Regions from separate parts of the Homo sapiens genome. Here region 2 is linked to region 1. A link is an interaction called in ENCODE POLR2A ChIA-PET data of the cell type or tissue named here. Cell type or tissue: K562. All regions are shown on one strand. Each heading gives the region's core, and the rest is flanking DNA. Links, peaks and the distances in the headings are about the cores only. Region 1 overlaps KIF13A (kinesin family member 13A). Region 2 overlaps KIF13A (kinesin family member 13A).

Region 1 (5,388 bases), core at 180-5,179:
ATTCAGAATAGAGAAATATTTTTACTTGCATATCTGGTTCTCTGGCATCCCTTACATGAATATATTTTACCCCAGAACTGTTTACTTGGGAAATCTTTTGGTTTTTGGCATTCATTTACTGACCCACTAAAATTTGGAAAATATATTTAGGATATTTAACAGAAGCATTCTAGTTTCCTTTGAATTTATTATTTTCTTTTAAAAAGTTTTAAAATATACCATACAAACCTAAATGCCTGTGTATTTACTTGTGTTTTCTTTTTTTTTTTTTGAGACGGAGTCTCGCTCTTTCACCCAGGCCGGAGTGCAGTGGCGCGATCTCGGCTCACTGAAAGCTCTGCCTCCCGGGTTCACGCCATTATCCTGCCTCAGCCCCGCAAGTAGCTGGGATTACAGGCGCCCGCCACCACGCCCGGCTAATTTTTTGTATTTTTAGTAGAGACAGGGTTTCACCGTGTTAGCTGGGATGGTCTCGATCTCCTGACCTCGTGATCCGCCCGCCTCAGCCTCCCAAAGTGCTGGGATTACAGGCGTGAGCCACCGCGCCCGGCCGTGTTTTCTTAAATAAGGGATTCATGCATGCTTTCTTAGAACAGTTTTTGATCCATTTATTCAATTTAAGTTTTTGTGTATAGAAATACATAAAAGCAGGCCGGGCATGGTGACTCATGCCTGTAATCCCAAAATTTTGGTAGGCCAAGGCGGTGGGGATCACTTGAGGCCAGGAGTTTGAGACTAGCCTGGTCAACATGGTGAAACCCTGTCTCTACTAAAAATACAAAAATTATATATATATATCAGGATGCTGAGAGAGGAGATCCAATGGCAGTGTGAAAGTAACTAGATTTCAGATCGCTTACATGCTTCCAGCAATTTGCCTGCTTCAATTACCAGGTAGTTTTCTTTTCTCTTTCCTTTTCTTTTCTCCCCTAACCCCCTTCTTTATTAATCTTAATGCAATATTTGACTTAAATATCTGCGTCCTGGATAGGCCTGGCCATGAGTGTTAATGACATGCACCTCCTTTTCCCTAATCCTCTTACTGAATTCTTTCTAGGGATGTTAGTGATAGGCTCAGATAGGAGTACTGAACAGACATAGGTTATAACCACTTAAAAGCCTTATATCCATTCACCTGAGCAGTTTGTCTCCAAAGAGCACACTCTTGGCTACAACACTTGATAGTGCTTTACAAAACTACTTATTTATACTCAACAGGTATCTATCAAAACAGTGCAAAAAGCAAATAAGAGATTTCCAAGGGAAAAGCTGCAGCTCAGAGACAAAGTAATTTACAACACTTTTACAAATTTCAATTTTATTTCGGCTTTTAAAAAGATTGGTGAGGTTATTTCAATACATCAAAATACAAAAACAAAGATGTAGGCTACCACTCAAAAAATTCAGTCTACATACAAATAACAGAGACTGGTCAATTTTTAAGGGAAAATATCCTTTAATGATTCTTAGTATGATCTGGCCTGAAGGACCCAAGATCCTCAGAACTCCAATAGCTGATGTACTATTAGACATCGCACACACCAGGGACACCTAACTGTACTTCACAGTTCAGAGTTCACATAGCTATGGTGGTATTTCCATCAATTTCCAGGAAAAGAGATAATTAATGTGATCACTTCACAAAATTAAATGTATCCAAGTTTTAAATTCTGAGATTATGTCCTTTCTCCTATTCTGGTGTTAAGCTGACCTCTATTTTATAATAAAATATTAAAATTTAGTAGCGGTTTGTTTTTTTCCTTTTTTTTTGACACAGGGTCTCACTCTGTCGCCCAGGCTGGAGTGCAGTGGTGTAATCATGGCTCACTGCAGCCTAGACCTTCTGCATTCAAGTGATCCTCCCATTTCAGCCCTGCAAGTAGCTGGGACTACAAGTGAGCACTACTACCACACCCAGCTAATTTTTCTATTTTTTGTAGAGATGGGGTTTTGTCATGTTGCCCAGGCTGGTCTCAAGCTCCTGGGCCCAAGCGATCCTCCCACCTCTGCCTCCCAAAGAATTGGGATTACAGGAGTGAGTCACCACGTCCGGCTTGCTCTTGTTTTAGTGTGATTACTCGGCATATTTAAAAGAGGCTGGGAACTCTCTGTTTATCCAAATTTTTATTTCTACTGTTTTTTAAAAATCCTTAAGTCTGAGAACCAATGAGCAAGGGCAGCTAACAGTCACTCTTGGAGGGAAAAAAACCAAAACTAGTTAAATAATAATCTAGCTAGAGAGCTTAAAAAAAATGTCCCTAGGATTACAGTAGACCAGCAATTTTTGAACACTATTTCCAATGCATAATTCATCATAAAAATGTAGACTAGGCTGTAATCCTAGAAAGAAGAATACTATTCCATCAAAGCCAACAATACTTCAAGGCTTCAAAAAACTTAAAGCGATATTACCATGCTAATGTTACCTATTTGTACTGTAACTCTTTGTAAGTCTAGATTCAAAAGGAGATGCTTAAAAGTGGATAAGGCTGCTCAAATTTAACACCGTTATCTTGATAAACCTTCCCCACTACTATCCTCCTTCCTCTTTATTCAAAACATTATCCTTGAAACAAGTAATTTTAAGGATCTTTCTCAATGTCATAATGTAACCATTCCCTGTTACAATTTGCATAGTGAATACTAAACTTTAATTAACTGTATGAATAGAAGTAGAGAGCAAAAAGGCAAAACAAAACCAAAAACAGTATTTCATTTAAAAACCTTACAAAGGTCCAATTACAACTGCAAGCTCAGCTATAAATCTTTACACATTCTCTCTTTAGCTGGGAAAATAGGTGGGCGCCAAAGGCATCAATTCTGAGGACTTGTTTTATTAAACCCTAGAACAGAATGTAAGTATGTTTAAAGGCTTGTTAATCTGTTCAACAAACTACATGTGGATTTATTGAATGTGGCCCTTCCAAAATCCGGGACAGATCTTTTCAACACTCGCAACAGATGCCTATGCAGTTCGTCGTTTTGCGCTTTCTGGTTTTCCTGAGGCTCCAGCTTGAGATACAGAAATATTTATGGTCATTTGTGGTGGGTGTGCAGTCTAGGGAGTGTCTCCCCAAGACAATACAAAGGGCCAACAGTAAAGAGCAAAGCTTCCCTTTCCTCAAAGGCTTCCTTCCTGTTCCTTGTCTTTGAGAGAGAGTGAGAAAAAAAAAAAAAAAAAAAAACAAGGCTCCAAACTTTTTCCCCTAAGGGAACTACAAACAGAGGTTTCCCTCAAGCCTCTTCTAACAGCAGCCAGTTCATCAAGCCCACAGACCAGACCCTGAAGAGCCCCATGGAATCAATAACCACTTTGCTTTTGAAAGAAAGGGGAAGAGGGCATAAACCAGAGACACAGACACACTAACCTGAGTTCATCCCACAGTGGAAGATAGGAAATATTGGAGATGAACTGGAGTTTGGTAGGGTTGCAGCAGAATCCTCAGAAACAAAACACGATGCCCAAGGAAGTTCTAAACCAACAATAAATGTCATTTCTCCACTCCCACACATATATACACTTGTTGCATAAAACAGCTGTATACCTTTAAGAACAGCTTAAAAATCACTGGATCCCACAAAGAACACAACTATATAAGATGACTACTAATTAAAAGATTCAAATCAGATGATTTTGTTATAATGTTCTGCAGACACAGGCAAAGGAGGTATGTAGAATGTCTGTAAGGAATCCAGGATTCTCAGCTAGCTGATAACGACTTCATGCTGCTGCTTTATTTCATTTGACACCTTCCATTCTCGTATCAGCTACTGCGTGCAAACCAAACCTCCCAAGAATGGTGACCCTGTCCTCTTCAGTTCACCTAACACCCTGGCCAAGAAGTAAATTAAAATGCAATGTATTTCAGCTCCTATAAATGTTACCTACTTACTCTATTTAACTCAACTCTCAAAGTACCGTTGGGATAAATCTGAACATTACAACTTAAAGAAAAAAAAAACCCTTACAGACTATCTAGTCCAGCCCTCAATTTTACAGATGAAGAAACCTAGCTGCAAAAGGATCAACAGCTATCTCAAAGAAGCAGACCAAGTCAGTGGCAGAATCAGATGGCACCCAGACGTCTCACAGTTCACTGTGCCATGCTGCTGCTCCATAGCCCAGATCGGAGCCTCTGCATGGATGTGGTCCCCATGGCTTTGCTAGAATTGTCACATCATTACAGGACTGGAAACAGGGAACTGGAGCCCACAACTCTCAAACCAGAAAGCTTAGAAAGAACCTGTGCCTTCTAACAAGTTGGTATCAGGTGAAGGATAGGCAAGTACTTTGCATTTAGATAAGTTAGGTAATTCTTTCCCCTCTAATGTAATTCAAGTAAAAACAAATAGCAAGATGCACTTTAATTAAATACATCTGTTTAGAGAGTCCTTATGTTAGGAACCTGGTTTTTTATTTTTATTTTTTTGAGACGGAGTCTTGCTCTGTCACCCAAGCTGGAGTGCAATGGCGTGATCTCAGCTCACTGCAACCTCCACCTCCCGGGTTCAAGCGATTCTCCTACCTCAGCCTCCTGAGTAGCTGGGATTACAGGCACACGCCAACATGCCCGGCTTTTTTGTATTTTTAGTAGAGATGGGGTGTCACCATGTTGGCCAGGCTGGTCTGGAACTCCTGACCTCATGATCTGCCCACCTCGGCCTCCCAAAGTGCTAGGATTACAGGCTTGAGCCACTGCGCCCGGCGGGAACCTCGTTTACTATACTAGACCGACGGTTTTCAACCTTGGCCACACATGAGAATCAACAGCCAACCATGTGCGTTAAGTCTTGGGCATTCAACCTGGTCAAACCTTTGGATGGCTATACCCCCAGACACTGTGGAGCAAAGACACGTCATATGTACTTTGCCCTGTTCAGATTCCTAACCTACAGAATTCATGGGTATTAGTAAAATGGAGTTTTTTTTAGACCACTAAGTTTTAGAGTAGTTAAGCAACAATAGTAACTGGGACACCTGGGAAGCTTTTTTAAAAAAAATCCTAGTGTCCAAGGTGCACTACAGCCCAATTAAGTGAGAATCTCTGGGTCTGGGACCCAACCATCTATTTTTAAAGCATCCCAGGAAATTCTGTGGTGCAGCTAAGGTTGAGAACCAAAGTCCACATCCATGTTGCTTAATGCACTGGCCACATATAGCTGTTTAAATCAATGAAAATAAAAGTTAAATTCCTTGATCATAACCACATGTCAAGTATTCAATGATCACATAGGGCTACTGGCTACCACATTGGACAGTGAAGATATAGCATATTTCCATCATCTCAGGAAGTTCTATTGGACAGTGCTGGTCTAGACTAGTTCTCAAAGCTTGGTCCCAAGCTACCAGCATCAGCCATCACCTGGGAACTTGTTAGAAATGCACAT
Region 2 (5,388 bases), core at 188-5,187, 57 kb before region 1:
GGTTACTTGTTTCTCATGGTATCCTCCCTGTCCAGGTACTGGCCTCTGAACAGAGAAACTCCAAACAGACACTGATGGTAAAAGGAGAATTTGTTGAGAACATATTTCTATAATTTCTCCTTTTCAGAACTCTTCTGAAACTTCAGACTTCCTTATATCTAATCTTTTTATTTTTCTAATTATTTTTATTTTTTATACGAGATAGGGTCTCACTATATTGCTCAGGCTGGTCTTGAACTCCTGGGTTCAAGTGATCCTCCTGCCTTGGGCTCCCAAAGTGCTGGGGTTACAGGTGTGAAACAGTGCTCAGCCAAATACATAAACATATATATATATATTTATATATTTTAAGCATCTTGTAGCTTCTGAATAAACTGAGACTGGTCCCTTTTACTAAGAGAATACTCTGAACTCAGAATAGCAAAGGGCAGGCAGGACGGGATTACGGGAGGAGCAGGGAGCTGGAATGTAGCTGTTCCCAGGACGGATTCTGAAACATTCTATGGGTTTGGGAAACTCACAGAATTTTCAGAATTCGTGGATACTAACATTTTATACACAGTGGGCACTCAATAATTAGTTGAGTATTTTTCTTTTCAATGAATCAACTTCTTATGCTTAAAATAATCTTGCATGGGTACTTCAAACATTCCTTGCTCTTACAGCAATTTAGCCACATGGAGCTGGAGCCTGTTCCAAAAAGTGCAAAATGGAAGAACTTCACCATTATTAAAAAGTTCCACCCCTGCTATTCCAGCAGGAGACACAAGATTTAGGAGAAATGTTATATTGAGAGGCAGGTGAGGACAAACAGCTGTCTGTGTTTCCTTCATTCATGTTCTCAACTCAAAGGATGCATAAGGAGGGGATGGTGAACTCAGCTGAGCCCTGGAAGTTGCAGGGTGTTTGTCAGTAACATCAGGGAAGAAAGGATCTGGTGTCAATCCACCGAGGGGGGATTGACTAAGTCATTCATCGACAATCTCCTGAAACTGAAGGAAAATCCACAGGGACCGGGATTGATGGAGACGCAAAATGGGACAGAAAGGCGGGCTGAGGAAACCAACTTTCAGGGAAGTGGTTATTACCTGGATGGAATCTGGAAACACCACCCAGCCCTGAGCTCATCAAAGCACAAGCTGAGGCTCAGTGCCAGCCTGTTTGTCAACTGTTGCTGGATCCCAGAGGAGAGATAACAATGTCTTCCAAGGTATGGGCCACAATCTCACCTTCCTTTAGAGGTCACATGCCACGATACCTCCCTCCCCTCAACACTTACAAAAGTATCAGTCCCTGATGGAATTCAAAAGGAAAAAGAAATGGTCCTTTATCACAGATGTTTCGAGAAGCACATAATCCAAGGCCATTTCTTAGTCTAAAGAATGTTCAGGTTAGAAGGCAAATCTCAAGTACCCATTACTAAATGCCAGAATAAGTGAAACATTTTAAATTTTTATTGCTTTTAAACTACATTATTTATAGTGACCCTTGTTTTTCACTAAAAAAGTGATGCTCTCTCTTCTGAAAGTCTTTAAAATATGCTGCCCAGAAGCTGAGTAGAATTAATTCAGAATAGATTTTCATTTCTATGCAATCAACCAGTTAATATAATTAAAAAAAATTACAATAAAATACAAAACTTGAGATGAATATGAGTACATCCACAATAACTATTAATTTAACACAATAATGTTTACATGGTCTATATGGGCATTTGCAAAATTAAAATCATACACATGCAAATGGGAAGTTTTATAAGATACATGACATTATTTTATGAAATCACTATCCACCAATAACGGATCCTCAGCCCTTTTTTCAAATGTCCTTCTGAAAAACAACACAGAGACGACTCTAGTCACGGGTCACAGGCATCAGGTAAAGTGTGTGGCAGGGTCTCTGTGGAGCAGGGTCTCTGTAGGGTGTTCTCCAGGCCACCTCACAGAGCTCCTGCTGCTAATTGCCATGGCTGCAATTCCCAGTTTGGGCGAGCCTAGTAAGAAACTCACCCTGCGTTAACCAAAACAAAATTAAGCAGAGAAAACATGGCTCTTGTGCAATTCTCTTGTCATGTCTTCAAAAGTATCACACAGTGAGGCTTTCCCAAAATGCAGCATGAAGCATCAAGAATTAAGCATCCCTGTGAGGTCATTCTCAGGATGAAATACACACTGGCCTATCTGCCACTATTAAAGACTTGACTTCAATTAATACACCTTCTGATGGACTCATACATTTAACTACCTGGTTTTGGTTTTATTTCCAAGATTGGTTTTCCATTTATGTGAGAGCTTGTACCTTGAGAGCATTTATCTATGGTAGCATAAGAGATAATATATTTGACTTTTCTACATTAGGGAGTCAGAACCAAACTTCATGCTCCATGTAATAGCTTCAGGGTTATTAGCTGAATAATCCCTTAGGTTACAGTTGAGACACACAAACGGCCTTTTATGAGAGTCAGTCCAGGAGCAGGGATGCAGAAGCCAGACTGCCCAGGTTCCATTCTTGCCTCCACCACTTTGTAGGGACCTTGGACCTGGTGCTTAAGCTCTCAGTGCCTCAGTTACCTCACCTGTCAAATAGAGCTGGTGTGGGGTTAAGTGAATTAACATATTATAAAGCTTTTAAAAGCAGCAGAGTAACACACGCGATGCAAGGCCCCTCATTTTCAGCCATTTATTTTACCTACAAACTTCTTTTCTCCATCTTCCATAGAAGCAGCTGTCATTGCTGATGCCAGATGCTTGCAGTTTGACAGCGTGCAGGACCTGCCACCTTGAGGACTCTGGGAGCAAGAGACCCCCTGACTCAGCAGCCTACTGATTCTGTAGGACATCACTGCAGAACCATGTAGTTTCAATGTCACATCGAGTTGAATCACCAGGACAGGAAAATTACAGTTCAGGCCAGGCACAGTGGCTCACGCCTGTAATCGCAGCACTTTGGGAGGCTAAGGCAGGTGGATCACTTGAGTCCAGGAGCTTGAGACCAGCCTGGGCAACATGACAAAACACCGTCTCTACTAAAAAGACAAAAATTAGCTGGGTGTGGTAGCAAGAGCCTATAGTCCCAGCTACCCAAGAGGCTGAGGTGGTAGGATCATTGCAGTAAGCCAAGATGGCACCACTGCACTCAAGCCTGGGTGACAGAGAGCCAGTCTCAAAAAAAAAAATAAAAATAAAAATAAAATAAAATAAAATAAATTACAGTTCAAATGAATCCCATGTCTATTACAAATGAGATTTTAGGAGGCATGCTAACTGGGCAGGATGGCGTTTCTCATCCTGATTCCCAATACAGACCTGGGAGCTACAAATGAGTCTCTGCCAATGACATGTCTGTGACAAAAGTCACACTAGTGGCAAGCGTTCATGGCAGTATTATTCTCTAGGTTAGGAAATATGACATTAAAAATCTTCATTGTGGACAGCAAACTAGGAATACAAGGATTTTGATTCTAGACCTACATAAACCTAAAAGCAGTCAAGGGGGGATCCAAGGACCCATTTTAAATTACATCCAACCACATTACAGAATAAATAAATGGGTAGGTAATAAGGAGCTTGCCCTCATGTGAAACCTCACTGTGTATATGACTTTCCTATAACGCCTGTTACCTTCCCAGAGCAGAATTCACTATGAGGCAAACCTGAGACCAATCTAAGGATGGCTAAAATAAGGTTGCAAGTTTCTCTTCCTGTTATGCTACAAACCCCATCAGGCTAGCTGCCATGTCTGAATCGGTTTTTATTACCTGCATTCCACTTAACAGCATTTTATTTGAATCTACTATTTATGCAGTTAAAAAGAAACAAATCTTTTTTCCATTAGACAAACTCACAACATAGACCCAATGAACACCATTATGATGATGGAATTCTTCAGAATAACACAGTCTCCTCAAATTGTATAGGAAACTCATTATTTGTGCAAGATATTTAGAGATTCACAACAACAGGAAAATACAAATGAATGGACAGGTTAAGAAATTTATTTAGTTTAGAGGAGAGCCCCAGGTATGAACAAGTGGCATTAAACTTTGCAGATTCTCCTATTAATATAACCCTGAGTATTATTGGTGAAGTAACAGTAGTGTAGTACTGCATTAGCAACTTAGTTCTCTCTTCCAAAAGGCATGAAGAAGGGAAGAATCTGTTAAATATTCGAAACTCATAATCTCAATACAACAAGCTATAAATAAAGCCACCATTACTATTGCAATACTTGAATGGACCAGGTCAACTTTACAAAAAAAAAAAAAAAATTCCCCACTAGACACTGTGCCCATAACCTTCATGGAGCTGCCACTGGGCTTGGTGTTGCTGTCCCCAAGATCACTAGAGACTGTGCTGCATTTCCATGATGCCAGAACACTTTACTCACATATTCTACTCTACGGGAAGGAGGAAAACGGAGGGGGAACTAACATTATTGAGCATATTCTACATTTTACACGATTCTTTTTTTTTTTTTTTTTTTTTTTGAGACAGAGTCTCGCTCTGTTGCCCAGGCTGGAGTACAGTGGCACGACCTCAGCTCACTGCAACCTCTGCCTCCTGGGTTCAAGCGATTCTTGTGCCTCAACCTCCCGAGAAGCTGGGATTACAGGTGCCCGCCACCACGCCCAGCTAACTTTTGTATTTTTAGTAGAGACGGGGTTTCGCTATGTTGCCCAGGCTGGTTTCAAACCCCTGGCCTCAAGTTATCCACCTGACTCAGCCTCCCCAAGTGTTGGGATCACAGGCGTGAGCCACTGCACCTGGCCTTACACATGGTTCTTGACACCTTATCTTATTCATCAATCCTTACCACTATTGAGGTGGACTCATTAGCTCCATTTCTCAGATGAGTAAACTGCTCACAAGACTAAGTAAAAGGCAAAACTAGGATTAAAACCTAGTTCAGGGCCTTTAATATATCCCCTTAACAACGTAGCTAACTTTGCAACCAGAATTATCTTTTTCAAATAAATTTCCTATCATTTACCTGGCTTAAAATCCTGCAACAATGCCTTAATGCACTTGGGATAAACAAATACCAAGTTCCAGATTGTCGTCTGTAGGATATGGTAAATGCTGCCCACCTTTCCCAGCTCCCATTTCCTTTCCACCCTCCAAGAATTCATAACACTTCCACTTTGGAGGCTTCAAGCTACTGCCCCCTCTGCCAGGAATACCCTCCCCTGCTGGTTCTTTCTCCCCCTTGGTCCAGAGAGGCATTCCCTGACCTTCCTGTCCTGGAATTCTGTTTCCTCGTGGCACCTGTTGCACTTTCTCGGAGTCATGGTTTGTTGTCTGTCTTGTCCCCTTTACAGAGCTGCACCAACAGGATGCCTAGGTCTGCCCTGCTTGGTGTCATGGACCCCACACCAGGCACATGGTAAGC

The links. Peaks named below come from ENCODE experiments on the same cell type or tissue, not always from the same donor. Only the 100,000 strongest peaks of a DNase experiment are listed, where the experiment ranks them.
Region 2: POLR2A ChIA-PET joins it to region 1 with 5 read pairs; 11 of 35 experiments call an interaction of 5 or more read pairs at or near these places.

Annotation. Positions count from the first base shown.
Region 1 is chr6:17,969,670-17,975,057 of GRCh38, forward strand. All of the region lies in intron 2 of KIF13A (kinesin family member 13A), which reads right to left. Among named protein-coding and RNA genes, the nearest start is that of KIF13A, 15 kb to the right of the region's middle. In K562, for the core only: no CTCF peak of the experiment used is centred there; a DNase peak (open chromatin) is centred at 2,090.
Region 2 is chr6:17,912,773-17,918,160 of GRCh38, forward strand. All of the region lies in intron 2 of KIF13A (kinesin family member 13A), which reads right to left. Among named protein-coding and RNA genes, the nearest start is that of KIF13A, 72 kb to the right of the region's middle. In K562, for the core only: no CTCF peak of the experiment used is centred there; no DNase peak of the experiment used is centred there.